Linked DNA regions of Mus musculus: regions 2 and 3 are each linked to region 1. The links are chromatin loops, found by intact Hi-C in ENCODE. Cell type or tissue: left cerebral cortex. All regions are shown on one strand. Each heading gives the region's core, and the rest is flanking DNA. Links, peaks and the distances in the headings are about the cores only.

Evidence for each region. A loop is a pair of places that touch in the nucleus more often than their neighbours do. Peaks named below come from ENCODE experiments on the same cell type or tissue, not always from the same donor. Only the 100,000 strongest peaks of a DNase experiment are listed, where the experiment ranks them.
Region 2: a loop joins it to region 1, with 3 times the contacts of the local background. A loop is called at or near these places in 3 of 42 quality-filtered maps.
Region 3: it touches region 1 in a loop (3-fold over the local background); 2 of 42 quality-filtered maps call a loop at or near these places.

The regions. Positions count from the first base shown.
Region 1 is chr15:66,599,335-66,609,420 of GRCm38, reverse strand. Phf20l1 (PHD finger protein 20-like 1) reads right to left here. Exons shown (of 21, transcript NM_001081409.1): 7 at 5,181-5,394; 8 at 4,516-4,641. Among named protein-coding and RNA genes, the nearest start is that of Phf20l1, 27 kb to the right of the region's middle. In left cerebral cortex, for the core only: no CTCF peak of the experiment used is centred there; no DNase peak of the experiment used is centred there.
Region 2 is chr15:65,864,546-65,874,244 of GRCm38, reverse strand. It overlaps Efr3a (EFR3 homolog A), which reads right to left. Exons shown (of 23, transcript NM_133766.4): 20 at 8,319-8,367; 21 at 7,418-7,521; 22 at 6,926-6,975; 23 at 433-3,092. The coding sequence ends at 2,987. Among named protein-coding and RNA genes, the nearest start is that of Oc90, 43 kb to the left of the region's middle. In left cerebral cortex, for the core only: no CTCF peak of the experiment used is centred there; a DNase peak (open chromatin) is centred at 5,698.
Region 3 is chr15:66,017,241-66,027,326 of GRCm38, reverse strand. It overlaps Kcnq3 (potassium voltage-gated channel, subfamily Q, member 3), which reads left to right. Exons shown (of 15, transcript NM_152923.3): 5 at 2,058-2,213; 6 at 3,570-3,680; 7 at 5,491-5,586; 8 at 6,946-7,040. Among named protein-coding and RNA genes, the nearest start is that of Hhla1, 45 kb to the right of the region's middle. In left cerebral cortex, for the core only: no CTCF peak of the experiment used is centred there; DNase peaks (open chromatin) are centred at 3,831, 4,297 and 5,689.

The DNA.
Region 1 (10,086 bases), core at 1,059-9,058:
CAAATACCCTTAAATTTGAGAGTTGTTCACATAATTGACTTATTTTCTTTTTAATGTTATTTTTTGAGATCCTTAAATACATAAAACTTATTCTGGCTTCAAAGTCTAGATTAAGATGTTTTATATTGCTAATACTGATAAAGTAGAGTAGCATATCATTCTGCCACACTAGTTTTCAAAAAGCATTTCTAAATTTTAATTTCACTTATACTCGTTAACCTTAGCTTAGTGCATCTATGCTCACTTATGCAGTATCTTCTTCCAAAAGTTTCAATACCATTTCTTAGGCTTATTTTATATGAAAGGGAAAGAATGTGTGGGTCTTTAGAACATCTGGCCTGACTTCATTCTACACATGGTGAAAAAATGGGAAGTTCTAGTTGTTTTGTAATGTATATCCCTAACACTGGATTTTTAAAAGACAGAATTCCTTATTTATGACACACTTTTTTTCCACAAGACATCAAAATTTTGCCTTAATTAATAAAAGCATTCACTTGGATACAATTCTTAGCTCATTCTGTCACTACTTTTTATGAGACTAGGTTTATCAGACCTTCAGACAAATATTAGATTTAATGGCTACTTTGTTCATAAAAGGAAACATGTGTAACAAGTGATAATTGTAAACTTGCTATAGGAATTTTTATCACTTTTATTACTAAAATTGTTAACATTAGTTTATAGGAGAGAAAAGGTTCCCTGAAACACTAAAGGACAAAGAGTTATTCACAAGGCAACATGAGCCAATTTTCTCATATAACTACCCCAAAGGTGTTAAGTAACCAAGATGGAAGCACACATACTCATATGACCTCCTCACAGTACTAAGAGAGACACATGCAATATGCTCATTCGTCAGTAGGCACACTGTTTTTACTGAAGAGATGAACGTGTACACCTAGTGTGAAACAAAGAGGCGCAGTGCAAAGCAATGAATCTGATATATTAGTGACTGGTACTCTACTTAGTTTGAGACCACCATCTGTATAGTTCCTTCACGTCCCACATCACGTAAGGTGTGTATTTAAAAGAGAAATAAAGGCATGTAGATTATTTTTATAAAATTTTAACCCACAAATTCAATCCTATTTACATTGTAAACATATTTTACATAAACACAAAAGATGTAGCATAGAGTATTTCTTTAACATTTAAAACAGCATATCACTGTTTTTGTTTCTTTTCCAGCTACCATTCTTGAGAATCAATAGGCTACCTAAGTTTTTGTTAATGACACAGAATCAAAGTCTTTTTATGTCAGGAAATGAGCAGAAGTTCTATTCCTTAAAGCTATTCAAACACAACAAATATTTGCCATTCAATATATTAATAACTATGCCTTACTCTGTTATCTTTCCTAGAAGTGATAGAATATTTTTTACATTCATCAACAGATGAGATGAATTATTTAGCATATGGTACAAGTTTTAAAAGAAAAAAAAACAATCCATCCATAACCTATTACGATAGTATAGACCAACTTGATTAAAAGCCATTTCTATATAATTGTTGTAAAGAAAAAGGAAACCCTTTAATTTGGCCAGACAGTAATGAAGAACTTAAGATAAACTAATTTCAAAATACACTTGGTATCTAGAGCATTCAAAAGCACCAAATATACACAGTAAAATTTTGTATGCTTGACCAGAATATCAACTTTAAAAAAATTAGTAGGCATAAACAAAAGAGGACACATGATAAAACAAGTACTTGGAGAGCAGGTTCTCCCTCTGCTTGGAGGGACAGAAAGTCCAAATGCAATTATCTTTCCCTGACAACATCATAAGAAAAATTTCATATCCAGAGTCAATGAGAATTCAAAGGAAAATGACACAAATTAAGTTAACTTTAATCATTTCAAATACGTATTCTCTGTAGATTAGAAACAGGTTCTACTCTAGGAGACTGTCTTACAGAATGCAAGCTATAGCACCAGGACATTAAACAGTGAGCAGAAGGGGAACATCAAGTTACCATGAATCATAACACCAAACAAAATCACTCCACAATGATAGCCTTCACGGAGAAACAGGAGGCCAGCACTCCCAGGAATACAAAAGGGGGTGCTCAAAGAACAATGAAGTTGAAATCTTGGTCAAAAGTATGTGTCATGAGTAAATTTAAATCTCAGGATTTTTTTCAAGTTTTGCAAAAATCCCTGACATCACACAAACATTTCTAACTTCCAGCAATGTCCATGACAATGAGAGCGCATCTTGTCTGAAGTACTATTCTTTATTCCTTTATGATATGTACAGGTACTATTTTCATGTCCACTAACACTCAATTTGTTTGCAACTTGTTACTAAAAGTTATAGATTCTGTGCAAAGCTGTCTACCTTAAAATGAATGTTATGTATACCATATGATAGAACTATCATGAAAGCATATTACATATTCAAAACCAAGCAGAATACAATTTCATTTCTTTCTAGTTGCAAACTTTGAAAACATCATCCCTTTATCATTCTTTCTATAACAATCAGCAGAGGATACATATGAGGGGAAACAGTGTATCATCACAGAGCTAAACTTACCCAGTGATTGGATCACTAATCTTTGGATAGACCCTACTTAAAAATAGAGTGGAAAAAGAAAAGTAAATAACAAACTGCTACAATTCTTGCCCACTCCTCCCTAGTAAAGGACAAAAAGACACAGGTAGAACTTGGTAAGTTTAAAATATAGCAAGATTCCAACATGAATCTGCCATTTTACACAAGTTCTCATTTTTCTTCACAGACCACAAATGAAATACACTGTACACAAGCACACCAGGATTAGGACTGAAGAAAATCCTTTATCTACTGTCCTAGATAAAGGACATGGCATACTTGTGACATGAAATCAAAAATAAAAGCAGAGATGAACTGCTAAAAGGATTGTGATAAATTTAAATCTTCTGAGTAAATAAAGGGGGGAAAGACCTTAATGGCTTCATATGGATAAGATTCTGTGTTACTCTGGTACTAACCATTACATTTGACATTCATAAAGAAAACTGAAGAGAAAGTCCCTTTACTAAGGAACCTGGATTATAATCTGAGGAACAAGGAAAACGGTCTTTTAATCTTACTACTGCCTCTCCACGGTCATGCAGAGTTAATACATCATGTGGACTCAGCTGGCTTCTCTTTTAGTTTTGTTATTTCTTTAAATGTTGAGTTTAGCCCTCCCATCCTCCCATTAAGGAATTTAGAAGCAGGCATATGTGAAAATATACTGGCTGAAATTAAAAGCAGGTTATGTGGCTGAAGGAAGAAACCCATCACGCTGGGAAGCTGCCAATCAGCTGTATCCTGTCAGTGGCATTTCCATCTTCCTTGGTCTTGAATCCTCCAACAGTGTGGTTTCACTCTCTCATCACAGGAGTGAGAAGCAGCTTACCACTCTGCCCTGCAAGCAGTACACTGAGTTCTGTATTTAAGCCACAACCGAAGACTCAAGTTGACAGCAGAACAATCAATTTAGAGAAGAGAATGGATTTCTCCAAGACTAACAATTTCTAAAGAGAACTTACTACAAACAAACGGAACAAGCCTGATCTCCTCAATGCAGAAAGAAATCATAACCCTGTCACAGAGAAGCTCACAAGAGCTCTCTGCTCAGTCATCCTTCAGAAAAAAACAAAAACAAAAAACCACAACACATAATTAATATTTTTTCCTGGACCTAATAGAGAAGCTAATCTTCCTCAAAATACTTAAATGAATGGCACAAATGTTTTATTCAGTTTTATTAGATCAAAGACCCTTGAAATATTTTGTTCTGAAAAATCAGGTGTCCAAATCATTCAGATAGTTAAGCTTCCCTCTAAAGTATACTTTGAAATAAATTACAATCATAATTTCATTTAAATACTAGAAACATATTAGGCTGACAGCCTACACATGTCAGGTATAGCATGACTGGCCCTAGATATAATATTTCAATTCCCTCTTCTTTGAGCACTAGCCTGGCTAGGATTGCCTGTAATTTCATCATCCCTATCCCACTACATACTACCTTATAAGAAGGTACTCTAGAGGCCAACCTCAAGAAAAAAGCAGGAACTAACAAGTGAATCAGAGATTTAATTTAGTCAGATATTCATATTTTTGCCACAAAAGATTACATTCTTAAGTAAGGTTCATCATCTGTGAAATTGTTTATATATAAAAATATGTAAAGCCATGGAAATGAAGCCACCACAAGTTGGTAACTGCAGATATCCCATTTCTGACATAAATTATTTCCACCATGGAAGTGATATTAAGGCTATCTTCTTGCAACATTTGACCTTATTGATCCTCACAACACCCCTGTGAGGTAGGTAGAGAATATGTGCTATTTTTCACAGTTTATAATAGAAAGAGCTGGCAGGGTTAAGAGATGTTTACCTTGAGAACCAGAAAGTCATCAATGTGTTACCCTGAGCCAGAAGATTCATTTTCCTTTATTAAGAAGAAGCTACGCTAACATGAAGTCTCTAGCACCCCTACTCCCCCCACCAAAAGAATCATTGTAGTTTACCAGTGATCTTGTTAAGTCGGGCTCTCTTTGCCTGAAATGAGTTGCCTTGATTATTTTTCCTCTTGTTTGTTAATGTGCTCTCTGGCTGTGGAAAGACGATCTTTGGAACGGTGTCTATGTGAAGTCCTACTTTTAACAGAACACATATATGAGAGTTTGTCTGGAATCCAAAATTAAGACATATAATTAATAGACAGCAAGTTAGTAAAAGCATTTGTATTTTTGTTAAAAACTTAGTGTTTGATTATGATTTAAACAAACACAAATCCCTCGTGACTGATACAACAGAAATAAAAGCATACTAAGTAATTATTCTTGAATTGAAGCTTGAAGAGAATATCTTACTGCTTCTTCTATATAGCTCACTGAAACAGCACAATTCCTTAAAAACTAAAATAAAAAATTTCAAACAAAAACCTACTAATATCATATAATTTGTACTCAAGAATACTGAAAAGAGGTAATGTCAAGTACTGACATTAGACCTCTAATCTTAGAGTTACATATATTCTGATAATAAAGATAATAAAGTCAGTCACCTATTGTGCTAGGAGCAAATAATTTAATTCTAAGTTCAAAATTATAGGCAACCTAAGTATTCTGGCTGATTTGCTACCTCAGTTTACCTGTATCATGAGAAAGGAAAATAAGAATGTATTTTGTACCAAATGTTTCACTGGATGTGGGTAGTTCCTCCTTCTTCTCAATCTCTGCTGTGACTATGCACGTTGAAGTCTCTGCCTTCTTTGAAGGTAATTTGAACCATTTTCCCCCATCTCTCTCTTTCTCTTTATTGCTGTTAGCACTGGCTCGAGGTTTAGTCCCTGTTTTATTTTTCGCTGCAGCTGCAGCAGCTGCTTTGACTAAAGCAATCCAGTCCTCCAAAGGAAAAACAAAATGTGAAGTATTAAAAATCCAACTTTAGTTTCACTAAGACATAAAAAAGTTGCATCTTGACAGCTACTCAAACATACATACATGTAAAAATTAGGCTAACAATACGTGGCTGACTATCATCATGGGGGAGATTTTAGATTGATAAACTAATTAACTGAATTGAAAATGAAAAAAAAAAATTGAATGGCAAATAGGCCTTGCATAGGTTTTCATAAAATTAATCAAAAACAGCTTTAAAAGCCTATAGAAAATTTAGAATGCTATGTGACACGCTTCAACATTTCAGAGTTAAAAGTGATATTACTTTTCATTTTCATAATACAGTGGATCACACAGAAGAGAATTACACCACGCTTTATAAGTATTAAGGAAAATGTTTTACTACTGAACAAGCTACTATTCCTTTTTAAGATGCACATACATTTGATTCATGGTTAACTTCTTAGAAACCAAACTGTGATTTTACTTTTTAAACATTTAAACTTAAGGATCAATTCATCACACCCTTTATAATACTAGTAAAGAAATTTCGTTAGGTGCTAAAATACTCTTTTTTAACATTTATTTGCTGTGGGGTAAGGGGATGGGAGTGTACATGCAATGGCATGCTTGTGGGGAAATTTATATAAGTCCTTCCACCATGTGGGTTCCTGGGATCAAACTCAGCTCACACTAGGTCATTAAACTTGGCAGCAAGTGCCTTTATTTGCTGAGGCATCTTCCCCACCCTAAATAAATCGTGTTACTTTTACTTCAAAATTCTTTATTTTGAAAATATAAAACACTGTAAAGAAGTATCAAATGCTTCTAGATAGAATTTTAGTTAAAAATGTGTTTTAAATAAACATTTGTAATGTTTCTACAGAGTTAATCTTTCACTCCTGCCCCTAAAGCACTGTCTAAGTGGACAATAAAGTCCATCCAGCTTACACAGTTCTTATTCTACTGAATATCATTTTATAACATAAAATGAATTTAATTATTAGAATGCACAAATTAACATAAGCACTACTGTTAACAAATTTAAACAAAAATATGGGTGCTAACTATTCACCCTTGAAATACACAGTGAGGATAAACAGGCCACTGCAAATAACAAATGTATCTACAGTTATCTCTCCCTCCATCATTGAAATGAACTGCAAATGCCATGTGATTTACGTAACATGGTTTTTTTTGTCCATTTTCTATTGAATGTCTCACAAGACTATCCAGGTTATCAGTCTAACATTAAAACACAAAAGCTGATAAAGGAAAAGAGGCTACTTAAGGAATTTACAGAGATATATAATTAACCATAAGATAGTGTGATGGGAAGGTATAAACAAGAAAGGTTAGAAGTTCAAGACTATCCTCAGCCTCATAGGAAGTTCAAGAGCAGCTTGGACTATATGAAAGCATCTTTAAAAGAAACGAAGATAAGATGATGTGATAGGATATACAAATATACCATAAGATAACAGAAGAGACTTAATCTGACTGAAAAGAAAAACTAATGGGAGACTTCAGAGATAAGGGTAAAGGAGTTGGTTTCTAAATGTAAAAATGAAGAGAAGTGGCTTGAAAAATGGACAGATAAAAAGGGGGAAACCAGACTTCCAAATGAGATAAAAGACATTAAAGGAAGGCAAAGAAGCCAGTGTACACAACTGGAGGCATGTTGAGGATTGAGGTGAAGAGGAATTAGCTGGGGACTGCCACAGGTTGAGCTGAAAGGCTCAAAAAGAAGTAGTGAGGAGAGAAACTTCAACAAAGAAAAACCAAGGCTAGGTCAACAAAGGAGATGAAGAGAAGTAAGCATAACCACACCAGAAGTGCCTCATGCAGGGTATGTAGGTTACGCACTGCAGCTGTTTTGTTTGTTTACTTCAGTAGACAGAGCAATGTTAGACCTGGCTAGGGGCAATTTCCATCTCAAGTTTCTTTCTACCTTGAAAAAAGACACACCAGAAGAATCATTGTGCCTTTCAAAACTTAATTACTTAAAAATGCTTTTTAATCATAAATTGGTTAATCATGGCAAACATTATAGCCATGTGATAAATAATTACCTCCAGTGGTCTTCCCCTGAACTGTTACATAGAAAAGCTTCATTGTAAAAAAGAACTGAGGATGCTTTTTCAAAAATCAGAATCAATGACATATTCAAAATGCTCTGTAGCCAATAGAACAGTGCATTAACAATGAACAGTTTCAAAATTAAAGATCTTAGTCAGAAGTCGCTTGTAGGTAATAGCTGAATGAAATGTCAGTCATTCAATTCAATATGCTCTAACCTCAACTGTAAGGTTAAAAATATCAACCATGTATATATGAAAAGATTCCTGAACACCAATAAACCAACAGATGCAAAATATGAGGAAGATCAATTGCAAGGAATTTATAACCATATATAAACCCATCTTCATTGCATTTCAACACACACTTTTCACTAGTACACTTTCAGAAAGAATGAAGGTGTGAAGCTTCAAATTTAAATATGCCTCAGTCTCTCACCCTGCAGTTACTGCTGCTATGCTTAAGGGTAGGGTATCAGGAAGAACAACAAGTAGTAAGATACCTTACTAAGTTTGAGAATGGTCTCTATCCTAGGAAATGTCAGCTTTATGACTACAGATCAACACTACCATTCCATTCAAAATTATATACAAGACAGGGATAAGGACAGGGCATCTTAGTTTGAATAGTCACTATGTCTACCATACTATACACCCAACTGAAGAGCAATGTCTGCAAACACAGTTCAACAAGGCCTACAGCTTACACTTCCAACAGAAGCATTTCTAAAATTTCTTGAAAAGGTCAAGCTATCGTCAAAATGCTATCAGAGGTGGGGTAGCATCAACCAACTGTCCCAAAGTCAGGAACAATAGCATTGAGACTCATATTTGAGCTTAAGAAAATAAATCTGAAAGTTCATGTACATAAAACTACTATTAATATCTCATCTTACATGGATGCTAAACACAGCTTAGACAAGAACATTTCCACTGTAAATTTATTCAGTGTATTACTCTTTGCTAAGTTAGTGTAAGATGGCTATATTTTCATAAAAGGATTCTCAAAGTATTCCAACTCTAAAAAAAAATATTAACCTTGCCTAACACAAAGTTGTGGGAAAAAAACCTCATAAAATAACTTATAAAATACTTAGTAAATATTTTAAATCTTTATATAATTAAGAATTATAAAAAATTATAAAGAAAAATTAAAAATTAAAAGGAAATATGTTCAATTGGCAGATTCATCTGGAATAACAAAAAACCTAGGATAGCAAAAACTCTTCTCAAGGATAAAAGAACCTCTGGCGGAATCACCATGCCTGACCTAAAGCTGTACTACAGAGCAATTGTGATAAAAACTGCATGGTACTGGTATAGAGACAGACAAGTAGACCAATGGAATAGAATTGAAGACCCAGAAATGAACCCACACACCTATGGTCACTTGATCTTCGACAAGGGAGCTAAAACCATCCAGTGGAAAAAAGACAGCATTTTCAACAAATGGTGCTGGCACAACTGGTTGTTATCATGTAGAAGATTGCGAATTGATCCATTTTTATCTCCTTGTACTAAGGTCAAATCTAAGTGGATTAAGGAACTCCACATAAAACCAGAGACACTGAAACTTATAGAGGAGAAAGTAGGGAAAAGCCTCGAAGATATGGGTACAGGGGGAAAATTCCTGAATAGAGCAGCAGTAGCTTGTGCTGTAAGATCGAGAATCGATAAATGGGACCTCATAAAATTGCAGAGCTTCTATAAGGCAAAAGACACCGTAAATAAGACAAAAAGAACACAAACAGATTGGGAAAGGATCTTTACCTATCCCAAATCGAATAGGGGACTAATATCCAATATATATATATATAAAGAACTCAAGAAGGTGGACTCCATAAAATCAAATAACCCCATTAAAAAATGGGGCTCAGAACTGAACAAAGAATTTTACCTGAGAAATACCGAATGGCAGAGAAGCACCTGAAAAAATGTTCAACATCCTTAATCATCAGGGAAATGCAAATCAAAACAACCCTGAGATTCCACCTCACATCAGTCAGAATGGCTAAGATGAAAAATTCAGGTGACAGCAGATGCTGGCGAGGATGTGGAGAAAGAGGAACACTCCTCCATTGTTGGTGGGATTGCAAGCTTGTACAACCACTCTGGAAATCAGTCTGGCGGTTCCTCAGAAAATTGGACATAGTACTACCGGAGGATCCAGCAATACCTCTCCTGGGCATATATCCAGAAGATGCCCCAACTGGTAAGAAGGACACATGCTCCACTATGTTCATAGCAGCCTTATTTATAATAGCCAGAAGCTGGAAAGGACCCAGATGCCCCTCAACAGAGGAATGGATACAGAAAATGTGGTACATCTACACAATGGAGTACTACTCAGCTATTAAAAAGAATGAATTTATGAAATTCCTAGGCAAATGGATGGACCTGGAGGGCATCGTCCTGAGTGAGGTAACCCAATCACAAAGGAACTCACACAACATGTACTCACTGATAAGTGGATATTAGCCCAGAAACTTAGGATACTCAAGATATAAGATACAATTTACTAAAAGCATGAAACTCAAGAAAAACAAAGACCAAAGTGTGGACACTTTGCCCCTTCTTAGAATTGGGGACAAAATACCCATGGAAGGAGTTACAGAGA
Region 2 (9,699 bases), core at 1,700-9,699, 740 kb after region 1:
ATTTGAATCAAATCAGGAATTCTATAAAACCATTAATTCATCTAAACAGCATTAATTCATGAAAGTTCATCTTTATTTTGATCTGCAGGAAATCTGTCCAGTAGAGTGGGCCAGGAATCATTAGACTATGTAATAGTGACAGGAAAGGCATATCAGTAGTAAGAAGCAATCATGGGATGAAATCTTTGAACGATCTGCAATTCAGAGCTTACCCATTGCAGCCATGCAAAAACAGTGGGCCATCTCCAGAAAACTTGCTTGCATGACTTTAGCCTTTTCTAGATGAGGCACCCCTTAATCTAGGCTCTCTTCATGCTCCTAAGTTATGGTTCTGATTCTCATATACGTGGAAAAGAATCCACCTGAGTAACCTGATTGCTGCAAAAGCTTAATTCTACATACATAATGCTATAATAAAAATGCACTTATACATAGGCGATGCTATTTTTGTTTTATTGCTTACATATGATTGCACAATGAAAAATTTACATTAAAAAAACTTACTTTATTACAGTAATACATGTATAAGCATTAGTGAGACAAATGAGTCCCGTTTGAGGGAGCGGGGAGTTAAACTGCTGGTTAAGGGTGGTATTACTCTAAAGGAAAATGAGTTCTAAAGGAGGCTGGAGGGAAGCAAGAGGACCAGGAGGAGGAAAGAGAAGTGAGAGAGACTGAGTATGAGAGCTCAGGGAAGATTCAGTGACACTACGGAAGCAGCAGAACGCACAGGATCACAAGCATCGGAGGAACGTGTAACTTAACCTCTTGGAGTCATACAAAAGAATAGAACCAATTGGATACCGTGAGGAGAACAGTAAATGCGTTGAGTAACCCGTACCTGCCAAAATAGACCAATGCAATGAACTCCAGCAAGTCCTAAAGATTCAGTACCTGAACTAGCTACAGCACAGCTTGCACACGCATCCAAATGTGATCCCTGCAAATGTGGAAGAATCAGACAAACATCCATTGTTTGGGAACCCTTGTCAATAAAACCAGTTGGGTCTAATGGGCCTAAGATATTCAGACATGTACTGTGGCTTAAGAGTAATAAAACTCAAACCAGCAGTTTATAAAACCCAAGATACAGGTATGAGAAAAGACTAACTGCAATGGTTTTCCTTTGCATGCAAAGCATGCCTTTTAAAATCACTAAGAAACACAACATTTTGTACAGCAAAGCTTGTGTTCTGCATGAATGCAAGTGAATATATATCTTTTCTTATACTATTAAATTATATATTTTTCCATACAAAAGCACACAGTGTTAATTTATAAAATGACATCCAAGTGGATGATGATTGTTTTTGCATGTCCCCCTGTTAAGATTTTAAAAGCAGTCAAAAAATAATATCCTTCTTTTAAAATGAAGAAGAAAAAGGGAACCGAAAGTGCATGAGGTTTTCCTTAGCTGGCGACATATCCCTGGTGTGAGGGAAGCTACAGTGCGAGCTCGCACAGGGCACTGGTCTTCCAGTGGCAGCTGCGTTGTCCTTCTTGAGAACAAGGTCTGGTGTATCTGCACTTAATCAGCAGCCTGGGTTGTCCTGTCAGAGGTGATAGCAAATAGACCCCCTCTGCAAGATGTTCTACTCTGCTGTAAATAGTCAAAGCTTTGGGCATGCCTGGTCTCTTTCTCTCTCTTCCTTCCTTTTTTTTTTTTTTTTTTTTTTTTTCTTTTTGAACTAATGGTGCCCAAATAACCAAAAACACACAGATAAAACATCCTATACTTTATCTCATTTTTTTAACACAAAACTAAAACTTAATTATTTTTTGAGCTACAATTTTTGATAGGAGTACTGTTTTATATAAAAAGAAACTGAATTTGAACAGGTAGAGTTATACAAAGTGGTTCCACAAAATGGTTCAAAGAGAATTTTCTAATTGCAGAATGCTTCTGTTTAGCGTGTGGTGGTGTCCCTAGCATGTGCAGTACATATCGCTCTTGTAGTCTTACAAGTCTCACTAGTGAAAGGCAACTCACTCATACACCTTAGCAAGAACACACAGACTGTTTTGAAGTATGTAACTAATCTTCATAGAGATGCATACAAGTTTTGGTTCAACTCTTACAAATTAAAAGATTCACTGGGAGAATTTTTGTACAATAAAGACTTCACACAACGTACAATATAAAATGTAAATTAATTCACTAAAAAACTGAAATGCATAGACTCTGCATAGGTGAACTGGTAGCTCTTTTAAATGTCTTTCTTTTCTATGGTAAATATATATTTCATTTACTTAATGGAATCACAGCAAAATACAACTATAGTTTCAAAGCGTATCTGTAAACTAACACATCACATATGAGAAACACTGCACCTTTTCCCACTCTAAGAGTGAGCTCGAAGGGGCTCAAGAGCTTAACCTGAAGCAGAAAACATAGTATCACAAGACCAGCATGATCTGGCCAGTTTCCAGAGGGGAACCTAGGTGGGACTACTGTCCAGTAGATATTCCCTAACACTGACACCCTAGGAATGCCTGCCACATGTTACTATGGAGGACTGAAGGGACGTGTGCACAGTCCATCTGAAGCACGGATTTAGAAAGCAGGAGAGAATTTGCAACCCTAAAATTCGGAATATATTTACTTTTGAAAAAAAGAAAATAAAAGCAACCCATTTCTAAGCAGTTATGCAGACACTTCATACATTTTCAATATTTTTTTAAAAATCATGTTTGTGCAAAGTTTAAAATATACTATTTAACAAGAGCATAATGTGAAAGCAATACCTGTTCAATCTTAAAAGATAACAGGAACCTCAAACAAATTAACGTGGTATAAGCCTATCTCCAGAGGTACTCTAAATCAGGGTCCCGAAACTTCTAATACAGCATGACAAGTGTTGGTAGAGACAAGCCCCATAACACTTCAGGACATTCCGGTAAACACTATGCAAATCCTGAAACTCATCTTGGCCCTGTTTTGCAGGCTTTAAGGTCCTTTTAAAATGCTGTAGTCTTCATGAGCCAGTCAATATACACACAGATCTGGAAACTTCATCTCATAGACTGGGACGGACTGGTATTGGGTATGCCCAGAAGTAACGGTCAATGTTCCAGATGGACTGGGAGGAGGGCTGTAAAATAAGAACATGGTGTCATCAGAAGGTGCATGCATGGTATTCAACTATTGCCTGCACACAGCAAAAGATTCTTCAACTGAGGGGCTCGAGGCAGAGGAGGTGCGGGCCAGCTATGAAAATGTATAGGAAATGGATAGGGATGCTGGCTGTTTTAAGTCCAAAACAGACCATGTGTCTCTGTGTATGTGTGTGAGTGTGTGTGTATTATACACTATGTTTTTGTGAGCTACTTTGTTTCACAAATAAAGCATGTATCTTAATGCATATCATTCTTATGGTAGTGTGATATTTTGTGATATAAAGCTATTTTATCTACTGGACAAATAAAGGTTCATTTTTATTATAAATCACACACACACACACACACACACACACACACACACATCTTCACGAATCTATCCATTTTTCCTTGTTCTAATGACTTATGAGTAAGAGTTTCTGATTCTAAGTAGATTCATAGTATCCCGGAAATTTATAGTGGTTTAAGGACTAGAGGCAATCCTTGCCAACCTGAAAGGTAAAAATGAATATATTCCTTCCTATTTTTTTTTAAATTTTTGAGCTATTGTTAGTGATAAACATCTCTGTGGTATCCATTTTGGTTTTTTAAATTAAAATTAAATAAAAAATAAATAACTGTATCCTTTTCAGATAAAACACCTTGGGAAATTAATCTTTTGTTATATAATGCAAATATATTTTACTAATCTATTATTTAATCCTCAATTCTTTTAATTAGTGTCATATGTACATGTGTGCACGCATACACAAACACACCCCTGGCCACACATGGAAACTCTCAAATTTTCTGTATTCTACCTACTTCTACACAAACCCACCCTTCTAAAAATCCCAGGAGGCCAGGCTTTATGGCCAGGCATGCTTTTAATACTAGCTTTCAGAAAGCAGAAGTAGGTGGCTCCCTATGAGCAACATTAGCCTGACCCTACAGGGAGACACATTGTCTGAAAAAAAGTCAAATAAATAAATACATTAATGGTGATGATGATGGTAATAAAGAAAACAACTAGACTTTCATGTTTCCCTTGGCGTAGGTGGTGTCTTTGATCCATCTCCTATGTATTCTCCTATCTCCTCCTGCACAGGGACTCTTTCAGACTGCCCTCAGCATTTTCTGTAAACATAAATTAATAACTACATTCTCTGAATACTTTGACTAAAATAATGGGTTAATCTTTATAGAGATGATGTCTTTATGATACTCATTAACTATTTAAGAACAAGGTATGAGGGCAGGCAGAACAGCTCAGTGGGAAAAGGTCTCCAAGCCTGGGAATCCACAGAGCAGGAGAGAACCAACACTTGAAAGTTATCCACTGAGCCCCACCCTCTGTCACACATATACAAAAGTAAATACATGTTTGAAAAAAGGACCAAGTATGAGGTTTTTGTATATAAATATTAAGTATAACTCAGAGTTATTTCATAGTCTGTGTTAATTAGTATCCTATGATTATGAATGTTTTCATTAATTAATAATTTGCACAAGTATTACCTTCATATAATTATCTTTAATCCTGAACTGCCCTGAACTACATTATGCAGCTATTTTTCCTATTTCCATGATATACTGTTCTAGCAAATAATTTTTGCGAGTATTCCAATATTTGTAACACCTTTTAATGTTTTAGTAATGGCTCATTTTCAGAGTGAAATGCACATATCTTAAGTGTGTTATTTAATAAGCATGGTCGATAAACATTTTCATTATTGCTAAAGAGCAAGTACCAGGAAACTTCAGAGAGCATCGGGCGGCTACTGGGGAGAGCATGTGAGAATGTGTGTGTGCCAGTGAGATCAGGAAGCCGCTGGTGCCCTCAGGGGTCACGAAAGCTACTGACACTATTTAAATCTTGCACATCATTTTTGCATTTGCATTTTCTTAATTAAATGCTTTAATACTTGAGTAAGAACGTTAAGGTTTATTATTACAATCGAGTGAAGAAAGTGAGAGTCCGGTAAACAAAGGCAGGAAAAAAGGGTGAGAGCAAGTAAGTCTCGCGTCCTGGATACATGACTGCCATGGCTGCTGCTGCTGCTGCTACTTCTGTTGCTGCCGCTCATTTTACAACTGCTTTGTATTTCTCCTTTATTCTCCTCTGTCCCCAAGCCATGGGCTGGGTATAACATGGTTCTGCTTCAGTCTTGTAGAGCATAGACTCTCTTCTCTGGCTGATCAGGAGAAAATGTGCAGACAGGCCTGAAAACCTGCAGTGCACCTTACTGTGCCTTTAGCCTCTGTGTATCACACAGGCTGTCCCAGAGCATCCATCTTCCAAAGAGGCAGCCATGGATGGGCTGCTACTGAAACAGTGTACCCACCCAGCACTGTGTCTGGGACACTCCAAGTGTTGCTAAATATTAACTAGCACCAAGTTTTCAGCCAAAGCTCAGAGGAATTCATGGTATTAAGAAGACAAAAACTAGAATGCTGTTCTTGACATTTTAAACCCACAAAAATGTGACCCAAGTTAACTCGGTGATCCCCAGTCCACTGAAGAACCCAGATTATGGATTCTAATTGTCTGTCTCTAAGTACAACAGCAAGTTACATTACTTGTCTGGTTCTGGTGTCCTTGTCTGTAAACTGAGAGGCAGCACTGACTTACTTTTCAGGCCATGCTGAGAACAGAACAAGCTAAATAACATGCACACCCCAAGGCCAAGAACACAGTAGGTATTTGGAATTTTAACTAACAGACAGTTTTAAATATTCCTTATTTGGCATTTTTCTCTGAAAAGAAAGTCTATAGCACATTTTATATTTTAGTCATTTCCCTTCTGAACTTGTGCAAATGAGCAATTCTCTCCTTAGCAACATAAAAACAGTGAGAAATGTGTGATGTTGACAAAAACTCTCTTACATGTGAAAGCAGAAAACAGTAGAATAAAAACAAGTCAAGGAGACCAGTCTCTCCTAGGCTTAAGATACACACACACACAAATATATACATATATATACATATATATATATATATATATACACATACACATACACACACAAATATATACATATATATATATATGTATATATATATACACACACATACACACACACACATATATATATATATACATACACACACACACACACACACACATATATATATATATATATATATATAGAGAGAGAGAGAGAGAGAGAGAGAGACTGACTGAATTATGTCATAAGGTAAAAGACTTAGCTAATGTAAAAAACAAAATTCCAGAAGCAAGTCTCTATGTGTGTCCTCTACGGGGTTACCTTGCCCACAAGCTGTCAATGTAAGGCCGTGTGGCAGTCCCAGCTCTGCAAGGGCACAGAGAGCCTTTCTCCTTCTCCGGCTGAATTACTTAAGGAGAGACAGACTCAGAATGACCAACAGTGGTGATATTGTAAACTCCAGAGTGTAATTCTCATAATAGCTTGAAAGGACATATGAAAGCTCAAGGAAAGCCAGGGATTGAAATGACCCATCCACGCTGGTAGCAGTGTTACTGCTCTGGAGAGAAGGAAGCATATTAAACTACAGATGGATGGGTAAATACAAATGGCATCCTAGTTATACATGACATTAGATGTGGGTCTTCCACACCACTCAGATGTTTTCAGAGATCCATCACAGAGGAAAGGATAATCTAAAAGAGAAACCTAGGAATGAATGCCAGATGAGTGGACAAGAAATTGCTCAGCCTCCCCCTGTAAACAGAGACAAAGGGCTGCCAGCTGGATCTTGTTTAAAGTTAGTGCAAGGCAGTTAGGAAACACATACAGCCATGCAGAGCTTCCAATAGTCTGTGCTGTTACTGTTTTGCTAACCCCTTACCGTATGGTGAGCTCCAATATTTGAGCAAGTCTATCATGAAGCAAATTTGCCTGTAAAGGAAAAAAAATGTTAACAAATGTACTGTTTTCCAGACACCCAGTAGACAAAGCACAACTGTAACTATGAAGCTGACATACAAACTGCTTTAATGCTTTAATCTGCAATATCTATTGGAATTAAATGTTGGTCTTTTTCTCATCCCCACACCATCAAGTTCTACAGCCACAAGCTGCAATATATACAACAGAATACCCAGAGCAAATCACTGAAAACCATTGGAAACAAAACAGAATAGAACATCAAAGCAACGACGGCCATTAACACTCAGCTTAGGATCTGCCATTCCCACCAGCCTCATCACAGGAATGCATTCTTTAGCTTTCACCCCTCGGCCTGCAGAGGCTGGATGTGTGGGTTATGTCTAAAGCTGGGGTCCTGCCACCCAGTGACTAGAATGAGCTCCCAGGAGCCATTGCGCACAGATTCACTCACTTTGGATTCACACTGTGCTGCTATTTCTTCAAATGGTGCTTTCTGGAACTTCTCTATCACAAGACGTCTCTTTTCCTTTTCCTGTTCTTCCATTCCATTGGTATCTATAGAAGGACCAGATAAAGACTGCCATAAAATCCCACCACAGACCATGACAGCCAATGATCTATACACCCCCAAATAAGAGTGATTAAAGGACCACTTTTACTCAAGAAAAAGCAAAATGGGTAACATTCCTTAAATGTTTCACTTAATATTAGACAACACAAATATCTGGGAAAAAAAGTTAAATCTAAGAAAGAGTTAAAGCTCCACAGCACAATGCCTACTTTCAGGTAATTCCTGCATCTCTTACCAATGTACAAACATACCAGGCACACATAGATACGATATACACATACACGAACCTACAAACACTCCTACACATGCATATATACTGACATACACAAGAGAAAACAGTAACTTACCACAAATCAAAGGGCTAAAGGGCTTTTTGAATGAACTCTTTTATGCACAACTATTCTGCCCTTGAACATGAGTTGCTAAGTGTTTGTTAAACAGCATTTTGATCCCAATAAATAGAGACCTAAAATACAGCTGGGTCATTTACAGCCAATATGTAAAATTCCCCTTACAACGTAAGGGTTTAAAAAAACAATAAGGCCATAATGTTTTAGACAAAGTCTGTTAGATAGTAAAGAAATGTCTACCTTGTTTATACCACAGTTTGCTTATGTGTAGACATATACTAGACAATTTAAAAGCTTAAGCAATGTATTTAAATAAACGATTTAATTTATAGAAACCAACAGTATTTTTCCTTTTTCTATTCATGTTGTGACATCTAAATCCCACCAAAGCAGAGATGAGTTTTAGGAGGGAACAGTGCTCCCCAGCTCACCAATTGCTTTCTTCAGTGCTTCAAAGGTGATCTCCTCGGTGTTGCTAACCTAGAGGGAACGTAAGCAGAACAGAGTCAAGAAAAGTGAATATAATTCATATTCTTACCGAAGTACAAGTCATCTACACATTTTGACAATTAATTACTTCCTTCTTTTAATTGGCTTGATCTGAGATATTTCAAACAGCAAATGCTCTGCACTTCTTCACTAGCCATAGAAATGGCCGACTGCAGTGGATCCCTGACTGGACACAGAGAAGAGTATCTTCCTGGCAGAGTAGGCAGCACCTTTGCACCTTTGGATAAGGTACAGCCTCCAGTGTATAAAGACCCATAAGACACCCAGTGACTGAACTGTGCTTGGTAAGGAGACCCTTTGAAGTAATCAAGGCCAAGATTACAAATATACTTTTATCTGGATAGTGAATAAGCACTAATCATTAAAGAACCTTTATAGTTTTAGTACTATAGATAGTGAACAAACATAAAATAACCTAAGATTTGGAATGGTTCTAAGAATGGTCTGCAGAGATGGCTCAGTACTTAAGAGCATCTGCTGCTCTTTGCTGTTCTTGCAGAGAATCAGTTTGGTTCCCAGCACCTGCACAGTGGCTCACATCTGTCCTTAACTCCCGTTCCAGTAGACTCAGCACCCTCTCCTGACCTCACATATGCAAGTGAAATACTCACACACATTTCTTTAAAAAATTAAGCTTTCAAGAACGATACTGAGAAGTATTTGCCTTGAAACAAGCACATTCTGGGTTTTGAGGTCACCCATCTGTTTTTTTTTTTTTTTTTTTTAATTTCCTATGAATACCCTTTAGTTTGGAATCTCAAATATTTCTTGCTTTGAAATATGTGCAAAACTATAAAGTTTAATGTTTTATGACTTTTAAACGTTAGTACTTTTGAGGTTGAAAAAATGGAAAGTGGTACTTTATGAGGCAGCAAACATTTCACAGCGAGTAATAAATCGTCACTATAGAATCTCTGAGTAAAAGCTAAGCAAAGATAGGATACATGAGTACTTGCCTGGCACTTCGGTCATCCCTAATTTTAGCTCATGAGCATCTTTTGCTAAGTCTAAGGCAGCAAGACTAAGGAAAGCAAGACTTCATGTTCTGCACCTTAGCGTCTCTTAACAAAGGCTTTAGCCGGAAGTCAGGCAGCAAGAGTCCCACTACCTCAGCTTTGCTACTGAGGGCCACAGTTATAGTTGAAGTCAGATTAAACTTTGGAATCTTCAGTTGCATTCTAGATATTTGGAGCAGATATACAAGATTAGGCTCTGGCTAATCATTTGTACCAGAAGCAATCTAGCACTAGCATTTAAATGAAGAAAACCAAACTCACTTTTCTTAAACTGGGCTAAATCACT
Region 3 (10,086 bases), core at 1,363-9,362, 580 kb after region 1:
TGGGGAAAGTAAGACCATGAGAAGAGAAGCCTAATGGTGTGGAAGAAGCAGACTGAATACAAAACAATGGCACTCTTAAGGAAAAGCTACTGGGCTCTCTTATCTTGACACTGACCTCACATAACACCTGATAAAACAGTGAGGAAGGCAAGATGTATTTTGGCTTACGGTTTCAGAGTTTTGGTACACTGTTCTGGGGAAGGTTAGGCAGAGCCACTGAGGCAGCAGGGCGATGTGTTGGAGGCTGCTTACGTGATAGCAGAACAGGAAGTGGAACCAAGGAAGCCTTTTAAAGTCCCACCCCTAGTGACCCACTTCTACCAGCTAAGCCATAACCCCTAAAGTTGCCAAGGCATCCCCAATTAGCACCACCAGCCGGGAAAGAAATGTTCCATATCTGAGCCTAGGAAGGGTAGTTCTCATTCAGACCACAGCCCTCTCTCTAACGGGGTAAAACGATCCAGGGAAATAACCATAATGAAGGTAAGAAGTGAACGCAGGTGGCTGGAGCCTCCTCATTTGGTCCTGCAGGAAAGGGTAGTGTGGGCAGCAGCAACTTTGTGAGCCAAGGCAGTAAGAACTGCCTCTCCTGACTGCCATGGGAAGGACAGCTTTGCCAACAACAGCTCCCTGAGATGCCCCAGTAAGAACACCGCTTTACATCCAGATCATGTTCCCCTATAATCTTGACTTCTCCCCACCCACTCTACCAGGCTAAGCCTCAACAGAAGACATAAAGCAGCAGAGGCCCCTAGGGATCATCTCCGTCAGCCCAAAGCTTTGCCACCTCTTGGCTCTCCTTACTCTAGCATTTCCTTTTAACCAATCACAGATCCTTGTTTGCTTCTCACTGTGTGGCACTATCTATGAGATCATAAGTGACATTTGTCTCTTATGTTTTCATATTCTAATATGCAAGAATCACTTTAACATAAAAAGGCTTGTCTGAATTCCACCATGGGTATCCAGGACACCTGTAGGACTCTTTTGTTCTACTTTATTATTATTATTATTATTATTATTATTATTATCATTATCATTATTACTTTGAAAATCAATATGTTACACATCATAGGCACAATTTTGAGCTACTTTATTGGTTTCTATTGTCTTATACCCTTCCAACCCTTATTTCTCCCTAATCCCTTCCAACCCCTCCACTCTAGGTAGGCGAGAAAGAAGGTTAGAAGGGAAAGGGGCATGCTTTAGACTACTTCCTGCTTTAGACTACTTCCTGCTGCTTAGGGACAGGAAGCTCCTTAGGGCAAGTCCAGTCTTCATCATCCGAATATCCCGGATCAATAATCCAGCAATAGCAAAAACATTAACAGGTACCAGCAGCTACCCCAGGCCCTCTCAGGGCTGTTGCGTTTAGACCCTTTCAAGTGTCCCTATCCTTCCAAAGGTAAACTGCAGATAGGAAAAAAAATCACAGCCCTCCTAGAGCATGAGATAATGGTAGTTAGCAGTTGTGGACAATCTGAGGCAGCCCCGTATCCCACTTCTGGGATTAAAACAAAACTATATTCACCTAACATAACTGGGATGTTTAATGAAATGAAAATTCTCATCTCATGGATAAGAGAGATTAGTTGTCCTTTGAACCATACAGTGAAAGGGTGGTAGTGTGGGGTCCTTCTCCATGGCTTTGTCTCCTGGGCCATACTAACTGCCTTTTGCTGCTAATCTGCCCATGGAGCTGATTTTTTTTTGCCCTGCTCCATGCAGTTCTGTGACACATGAAGTCTCCCAAATTCTGTGCTTGTCTCTGAACACTTTCTCCTGACCAATAACCTTCTCATGAAACCTCCTGAGTTATGATATCAGGTCACCTAGACGAGAGTGTTTTTCTTCTCCTGGAACTTACAACATTCCAGTAGTTAATGATAGGAATGTCTGCATTCTTGCACACACACACACACCGTTTTCCATGGATAGGAGGTGAGACTCAGAAAAGATAAACATGACAAACAAGCATGGACTCCAACCCCAGACTGCCTGGCTCAAGCTTCCACCGAGGACTTCCTGCTGACTCCCTCTGTTGTTCACTGTTCTAGGAACTCATCACTGCCTGGTACATAGGCTTCCTGACACTCATCCTTTCTTCATTTCTTGTCTACCTGGTGGAGAAGGATGTGCCAGAGATGGATGCCCAAGGAGAGGAAATGAAGGAGGAGTTTGAGACCTATGCAGATGCTCTGTGGTGGGGCCTGGTGAGTCACCTTCCTTGAAATACGATCCTAGAGAGATGGAGACCACTAGATGCAGAGGGAAGTGAAGAGCGGGGTATGGGCACACTCGGGTCAACTTCATTCTGCATCCAATGAGGGCTGGACCTCTTTCACCTTTGAATCTACACAGAGGAAGCAAGAAGCTTCTACCAATGAGGAATGTACCTAGAAACTTTTTTTTTTATGGAGCTTGTAAGAAATTAGAACCCAGAACAATCTTTTTGCATGGTTATCTGAGACCTGGCCTTGTCAGTCATAGGCAACGATCTGTCAGGCCATGTTAATGGCTGGGGGGGGGGGGGCGGGAAGAAAAACAGTATCAGATATATGCATGACATGCAGACCTGAAGACACATATAAAAGTGTGAACACCTATACAAGTATTAATCCTGACACTTACTGAAGTCTTAATTTGCTTCACATCACTATGCTAAGTAACTAGTGTTTAAACCCAAATACATGTTAGCCTTTTTTTTTTTTTAAGTGAGAAAACTGAGGCAAGAACCATAGAAGGAAGGTGAAATAGTTTAATACTTACTTTAAGGCACTTGAGATTTGGAGGCAAGCAAATGTGCTCCAGAGGCCCCGGTGTTGTGAACTGTGTCCCTATAAACACATAAGCTCACACTGGAATATACTGCTCAGGACAATCACATGGACAGTCAGACATGCACAGATAAAGACATACACAAATACTCTGACAAACATAACTCATCACGTGGCTGTACATAAATCCATATAGTCACAAATACGGCCATTCCTTGGTGGAAACAGGAGGCTGATTTCAGTTTCCTCCATTTCTCTGAAGATATCAAAACGTATAGGTGTTCATCCCTTCTAGAAAACACTGTAGCATTTGCATACGAGCCAAAGACATCCTCCTATGTGTTTAAATCAAACTTAGATTACTTTTAGTGCCTAATGACATGTGAATACTATGTAAAGGCTTGGTAGGCTGTAATTCTTACTTGTCTTATTTTATCATTTGGTTTTATTGAAATGTTTGAAGCATAGCTGGTTAAATCCCAAGATGTGAAAGCTATGGCTATAAAGAAGCAACTGTGTACACACACACACACACACACACACACACACACACACACACACACACAAAGAGAGAGAGAGAGAGAAAGAAAGAGAGAGAGAGACGGATGTGTGCACATTTTCACAATTAGTTGGACACCTCTAACCTTAAATCGAGCCGTGGTGCAGAACTCTTGTTATATATGAATGAGAGCAACATCGAGCAGGCTCAGAGGCTGACACAGCAGAGCTCTGTTGACTGCCCCTGCTGTTCCTTATCTGGGGAAACCCTGTCTGAACGCTTCTCTTTTTCAGATCACACTGGCCACCATTGGTTATGGAGACAAGACACCTAAAACCTGGGAAGGACGTCTGATTGCTGCCACCTTTTCTTTAATCGGCGTCTCCTTTTTTGCCCTTCCGGCAGTAAGTTCCTTCGATTGTGACAGGAAGTTCCCCTTAATGCCTAGACCCAGCTCAAATTCCGAGCCTCACATTTCACCCTTTTGTATCCTGAGTTAGATGTTCCACATCCTATCCTTTATCAACTGTTATGTCAGCATGGTGGTGCCTCACCCCTCCCCCATGGCTTGTGCTGCTTCCTTGTGCCAGGAGTGATGTCTTCAAATGCCTCCTCATTTCCTAAACAGTACTGCCATCTTCAGTCAAAGACAGTGGCCCCCTCCCATGGCCATTCTGACTCCATGTGCGTTAGCAGGCTTCCATCTCTGCCTGACCTCAAGGACTGATATCTTTAGGGGCTAGAGCTCCATCTTCATCTGTTGATGCCCAAAACCTAACACAGCACACATACTTCACGTCTGAATTACTTTTTTTTTCTTGGCCTAACACTTTCTGCCTTAAATTTTTGAATGTTTTCATTTCTCTCAAGAGTTGTTCTTGACATGTGAAAGAATAACTTCCTTCTGCAGCGATATAATGAGAGTGAAAATAGAAAGCTCATCTTGGACTCACTGTGTGCCTAAATCATGCCAAATGTGTTACCTGCATCATCTCGTTTGCTCTTCATGGCAAGAGTATGAGTTAAAAACTGAGGTGCAATTAAAGGTTGTAAACACGCCTGGGATGTGGAGCCAGGAACCCCAAGCCAAGCCAGTTCTAAAACCTGGCTCCTCATTATGCAGCTTGAAGAAAACATTCTTAGCCCAAAATCCCTCTGCTGCTTCTCCATCTTTTTTTCTAAACTGGAGAATTTGTTTCTTCATTACTAGCCAACTTATATGTATGTTCCCAGCTATTTGACTTTTGCTATGATGTTCTTGAACGAGTTTTCTCACTTGTGAAACAAGCAAAGGATGGGCAGGGTATTGCACCATCTCTAACTCCCTTTCATTCTAAATGTCTGTGTCTCTCTGCTTAGTCCACATGACTATCTGACCTGTAAAATAAAGCAGATCTGATTCTTGGAAATTCTGCCTATTGTACATGACCCAGGACACTGTTCAAGCAACTAAATTATTTTAGATTTTGATTATCATATGCAGGGCATCTCTTCTGTGTTCATATCTCTTATTGAACATTTCCTGTTTGTCTTCTAAGTTTTCCCTGTTGTCCCTGAGACAGATAGGTACTATGACCTACTGTGAGCCAGTGGTCCTATAAAGACAGAGCACAGAGAAGAGAGTATCTAGGGTGTCATACCTGGACTGTGACTATCAGATTGCAAGCCAGGTGTCTTTGACTTGGGGATTGTTTCACTTAACCAGACTCCCTACTCTCTCCAGAAGAAAGCAGGGCTTTCTTCCTTTACTCTAAGTCACCTATTATTGCTACTGCAGAATCCCTTGTCTTTTAGTTATGACCAAAATGTCTAGCACGAAGCAATATGTTGGGAAGATTTAACTTTGCCTTACAGTATATAATAGCAAGGAAGCCATGGTGTCAGGAACAGGAAATAACTGGTCACTTCACATTGACAGTCAGGAAGCAGAGTAGACAAGCCGTAGGACCAAGCTATAAAACAGCTACACCTATTTCCAGTTACGTAATTCCTCCAGTAAGTTTCCACCTCTTCAGAGATCCACAACCTTCCTAAAAGACCACCAGCTAAGAACCAAGGGTTCAAACACATGGACCTGTGTATGATACTTCACATTCAAATGTGAACACAGACTTGAGGTGTCCTTGAGACCTACATTCTCTGCTACCCCAGATGTAAGGCTGGGATGGTAAGAGAGCCTAGTGCAGCTGATACAGGCTTGAATTCTCTTTGCAGGGCATCCTTGGCTCAGGACTGGCACTGAAGGTTCAGGAGCAGCACCGTCAGAAGCACTTTGAGAAGAGAAGGAAGCCAGCTGCGGAACTCATCCAGGTCTGTGTAGCTGAGCATGAACTAGGATGGGCCCAGGGATGTGAGAGTGTGTGTGTGTGTGTGTGTGTGTGTGTGTGTATCTGAGAGAGAGATAGAGACAGAAAAAGAGAAAGAACAAAAGCATATCCCTCAGCAGGATATGCTCCCTTGTGGGTGGCTAGAGACATCACCATGGTTACCTACACAGTCTATGTGTGTTGATAGTGAAAGCCTTACCATTTTCCACCCAAATTCTAAGCTACTCAAGAAATGGATTCGGCACTCAAGAGCAAAACCATTTGATTTTTTTGGTTTCCTGATAATTTTGGAGTGAAAAATTTGGCTTAGGCCTGTGACTTCTTTTAGCCTCCTTCTTATTCTTCTTCCCACCCTAGGATTGATCCAATGATACACACACACACACACACACACACACACACACACACACCAAAAGATAGCTGACAATCCAGATACTTAGTGAACTACAATGAGCTCTGTGGTCCCTTCCCATCTGCCAACAGTAGAGAGCCCATTAATAAAGGGGGGAGCACAAGCATGTTCAAAATATTGGCTACTGAACCAGTTTGTCTTGACCCTCAGCAAACATTGAAGAGGAAATGTTGGATAGCTGGTTCTGCCCATCACTGTTACTCCTCTAACCATAGGCTGAAGGAAGAGTAATAACAGGGATGAGATAGGTGTAACTGTTTCTTATTAGACAACAAGGGGAGTTTTATCTTAGGATTGTATGAGCTGTTGGGAGCAAGGGGCGTGTGTCCCAGCTTTGCCTTCCTGAGTGCCGAGGATATTGATATACATCCTGAGGTTTTTATCTAGCTGCAATGGGTGCTGCTGTTTGTCTGTGGGCCTGACACAACAAGATAGCATCCTACATGATATGGTTGTAAACCAGTTTCAGTGATCAAAGTCTGCTTGTTCCTTTAAACCTTCAAAGTCTGGGCCATTAGAGTATTCCAGAAGTTTAGTCTATGAGAGCCACCTTCCAGGCTCTCTTATACTCAAAAGTAGCACAAAAAACTGTCTATTATCCTATTTTATTGACTAGTCAGTCCCAAGGAGCCTTCCATTAAGAATAGTCACTGTTCCTTTCAAAGATTTTCTACCTCTTCTCTCTATCCCAGTTAATTTCTCCATATCCCAGCTCATCACAACACAAGTTGTAGCTCTAAAATGGTCAGGAATGTTTTTTCTTCAAAGAAGTTATCAGAAACCAAGAATCTCTGCTTTTCTGAATCCTAGCTATATAAACAAATTCAAATTTTTAGGAGTCAAGACCTTAAGAGTTTTTTGTCAGAGGATGCTGTGTAAATATTTCATATGATGGCCATGTCATTCCATTTCCTCTTTTCTCCTCCTCAGGCTGCCTGGAGATATTATGCTACCAACCCCAACAGGTTGGATCTGGTGGCAACCTGGAGATTTTATGAATCAGTTGTCTCTTTCCCATTCTTCAGGCAAGTAGTCAATTATCTGAGTGCTCAGAGTATATGTGACATTCATTACCAGGGTCTAGTCTTTGTATTATCTTCTCAGAATTTGCAAGAGAATATTCTCCAGGGCAATGGGAAATGGTTCCCAGTGTAAGCCACATGTTAACATCACTGGATAGCTTAGAAACAAAAACAAAAACAAAACCTTGATATTAAGATATACCCAGCCTAATTAAGTCTGAATCCTCAAAAGTAAACCAGGCATCACAAATCTTTAAAGACCTCTAGATGATTCCAGTGGGCACCTAGATGTAAACAACATGGCGCTAGAAAATGATGCTCTGAACAGAATCAGAAAACAGAGGAAGTTGAATCCAGCACAATCAGCTTTCCTACCTGTCTGATAATTCCCTCACCTGGTCTAACCTATACTCACAGACAACTTCACAAAGGAAAGAAGGGCTCAGATGACCAAGGAGTCCTGGAAAACCATTAACAGTGTTTCGTGTTCTCAGGGTTGAAAAATTGAACTGAAGGTCATAATGATGGATAACCTCGTCCTAGGACCAGCTTGAGGAAAGGATTGAGAAGTCCAACACGCACTGATGTCCACTGCATTTCAAATATCAAAGTTTATGTTTCCTTTAGCTATGGCAGGTTCTCTGAGATAAGTCAGTGTTCACAAATACAGGAGGGTATTAGAGTTGAGGCATTGTTTTGAACATACAGAGCCAACATACACCTTCAGACTTTATGATGGAAGGGTGGTGGTGGTAAAACCATCTTGACAAGGAGCCATTATTTCATTCTTCCATAATGGTTCATGGTGGGCACTGAATACCAGGATGACAGATGATGAGACCAGGCTCTGCTTACCAATCAGTGAACTAGGGCTCAGAATTCCTGGATGTTTTGATAGTTCTCCAGTGCACTTGCTCTTCTTATTGCCTAGATTCCAAAACGAGCTCTTCATTTTCAGTGTTTTGATGCTGTGGCCTTGAAACTATAGTTTTGGATATAGGCAGAGGTTGAACTTCTAGAACCCTTGACCAAAAAGAAAAGGTAGAGGCACAATTAGCTCATTGCTGTGGTGCTGTCTGCTTTTGAAGCAGTGTTTATTGAAGCATGGTACATAAGCAAGTGCCTGTCATTTCAGTGAATCAGAACGCAACCCAACAGTAGGTAAGTAGCTCTCTCAAAACCTACCCAAGTCTCCCACGCACTCCGTATGAGATCTGTGACTGGCTAATGCACATTGTCTCCATGTGTCCTTCTCCTCTCACCATGACATACAGCTAGGGATTTAAGGAAACTGGGTCAACAAGATGGCTCAGTGGTTAAAGGCACTTGCCACTAAGCCTGATGACCTGGGTTTAATACCCATGCAGAAGGAAAGAACCAACTCCTACACATTGTTCTCTGGCCTCCACATACAGGTACACACACACTGCCCCCCCCCCCCCACTCATCAATCAATCTTAAAAGATTGAAGGAAATAGAATGGCATTAGTTTTACGGACTGGTTGCTCTAAAACTTTACAGTTGATGACCATAACCAAGATGAAACTGTAGATCCTGATCATGACCTTCGAGATTTGCAAGCCCTGTCCCAGAATAGCCTTTCCTGCCTCACAATCAATGGGCCCTCACTTCTCAGGAAGGTCAGATGCCATGAGCTGAGATAAAGCACTAATAAGAAGAGAAAAGAGACAGAGGGTCTGACTTGTGGAAGAAGTCAAGGAGGCTTAACTTGTAGAAGAGGCAAGAAGCAATAGATGAATTATTAAATAAAGCAACAAGTTTGAGTTATTCACTGTATCTTCTAACTTAGACTTACTTTCTTGGATGTTGCTAATTGTATTTCTAAAATTCCACTACTGCTATTACTGATGCTGGGACCACATAAATCAGAGCCTCCCTAGAATATGACAGTATCTTCTTCCCCCTTAAAAAAACAGAATGACCTTGGACTCAAAACCAAGAACTTGTGTACCCAGACTGAATGTAGAGTCTAGAAGATTTTCATTTACTGTGCATCCCAAGGCCTTGGCAATGGGCCTATTCTTTTTGGTTGATTTATTATAAATACAGCATTGTCCTGGCTGTCAGACACTTGAGGGCTACATTGTGTTGCAGACAGCTGCTGTAATATGGGAATGGCTTTTAAACTAAGTGGGAACATTTCTTTCTTGTTTTATTTCAAGGACAAAAGTACAAAGTCACTAGAGAAACTCGCTTAGCAACCACTCTGAAGTGAAGCATTCCTTTGGGAAAGGAATGTCCCTGAATGCCACCCCACACCATATGCTAGTAACAGAGAAAAGGCAGATACACCAATGTCTCCTCACCTGGTTCCTAAAGGACTTTTCCTTTTATTTACATTTTAAATGCAGTTTTATTGAGATATATTTAACTCCCTATAAAAGAATTTGATGGTTTAGGGATCTGAGTATATTCACAAAGTTGGACAACATTAAACACACTAACTCCAGGGTAATTTCATTATGTCAGAAAGAAATCTTGTCTTCATTTGTGACTTCTCCTGGACCTCTCTTTATCCATCTGTTATGACCGTTTTGATAAGTAAAGAGTCAGGACACTGAGACTAATACCTGATGTGATCTGGCAAGTACATATGCTGGAACAAAACACAGAGCCCAGTTCTTCAGCTAACACTCTTCTTCTTTACATTTTGTGTCTGAGAAGAAAAAATTATTTTAAAAGGAAGTACTTGGTACTTGGGCATATCTTCACCTGCATCCCACAGGTTGGGTCAAGGGATATTTGTATTAAAAATGCCCATTTCTGAAGAAATTGATGTTGTGAGGGTAAAATGGAGTAAGATATAACTATATATGTCTTGGTACCTGATTCATAACAATTTATTTGATTGATTATAATTAAGTCTTCACTGGAGGGATCCATGAACCACAGTGGAGATGAAATTGGAAAGAAAGACACTGAGTTCTAAAATTATAGCCTTAGGAAGCCACTGTTGGTGACCCCAGAGCTAGAACACCTTGTATGGATTGAGGCTTAGCCCAGTGGACTTGATTGATGGGAAAGACTG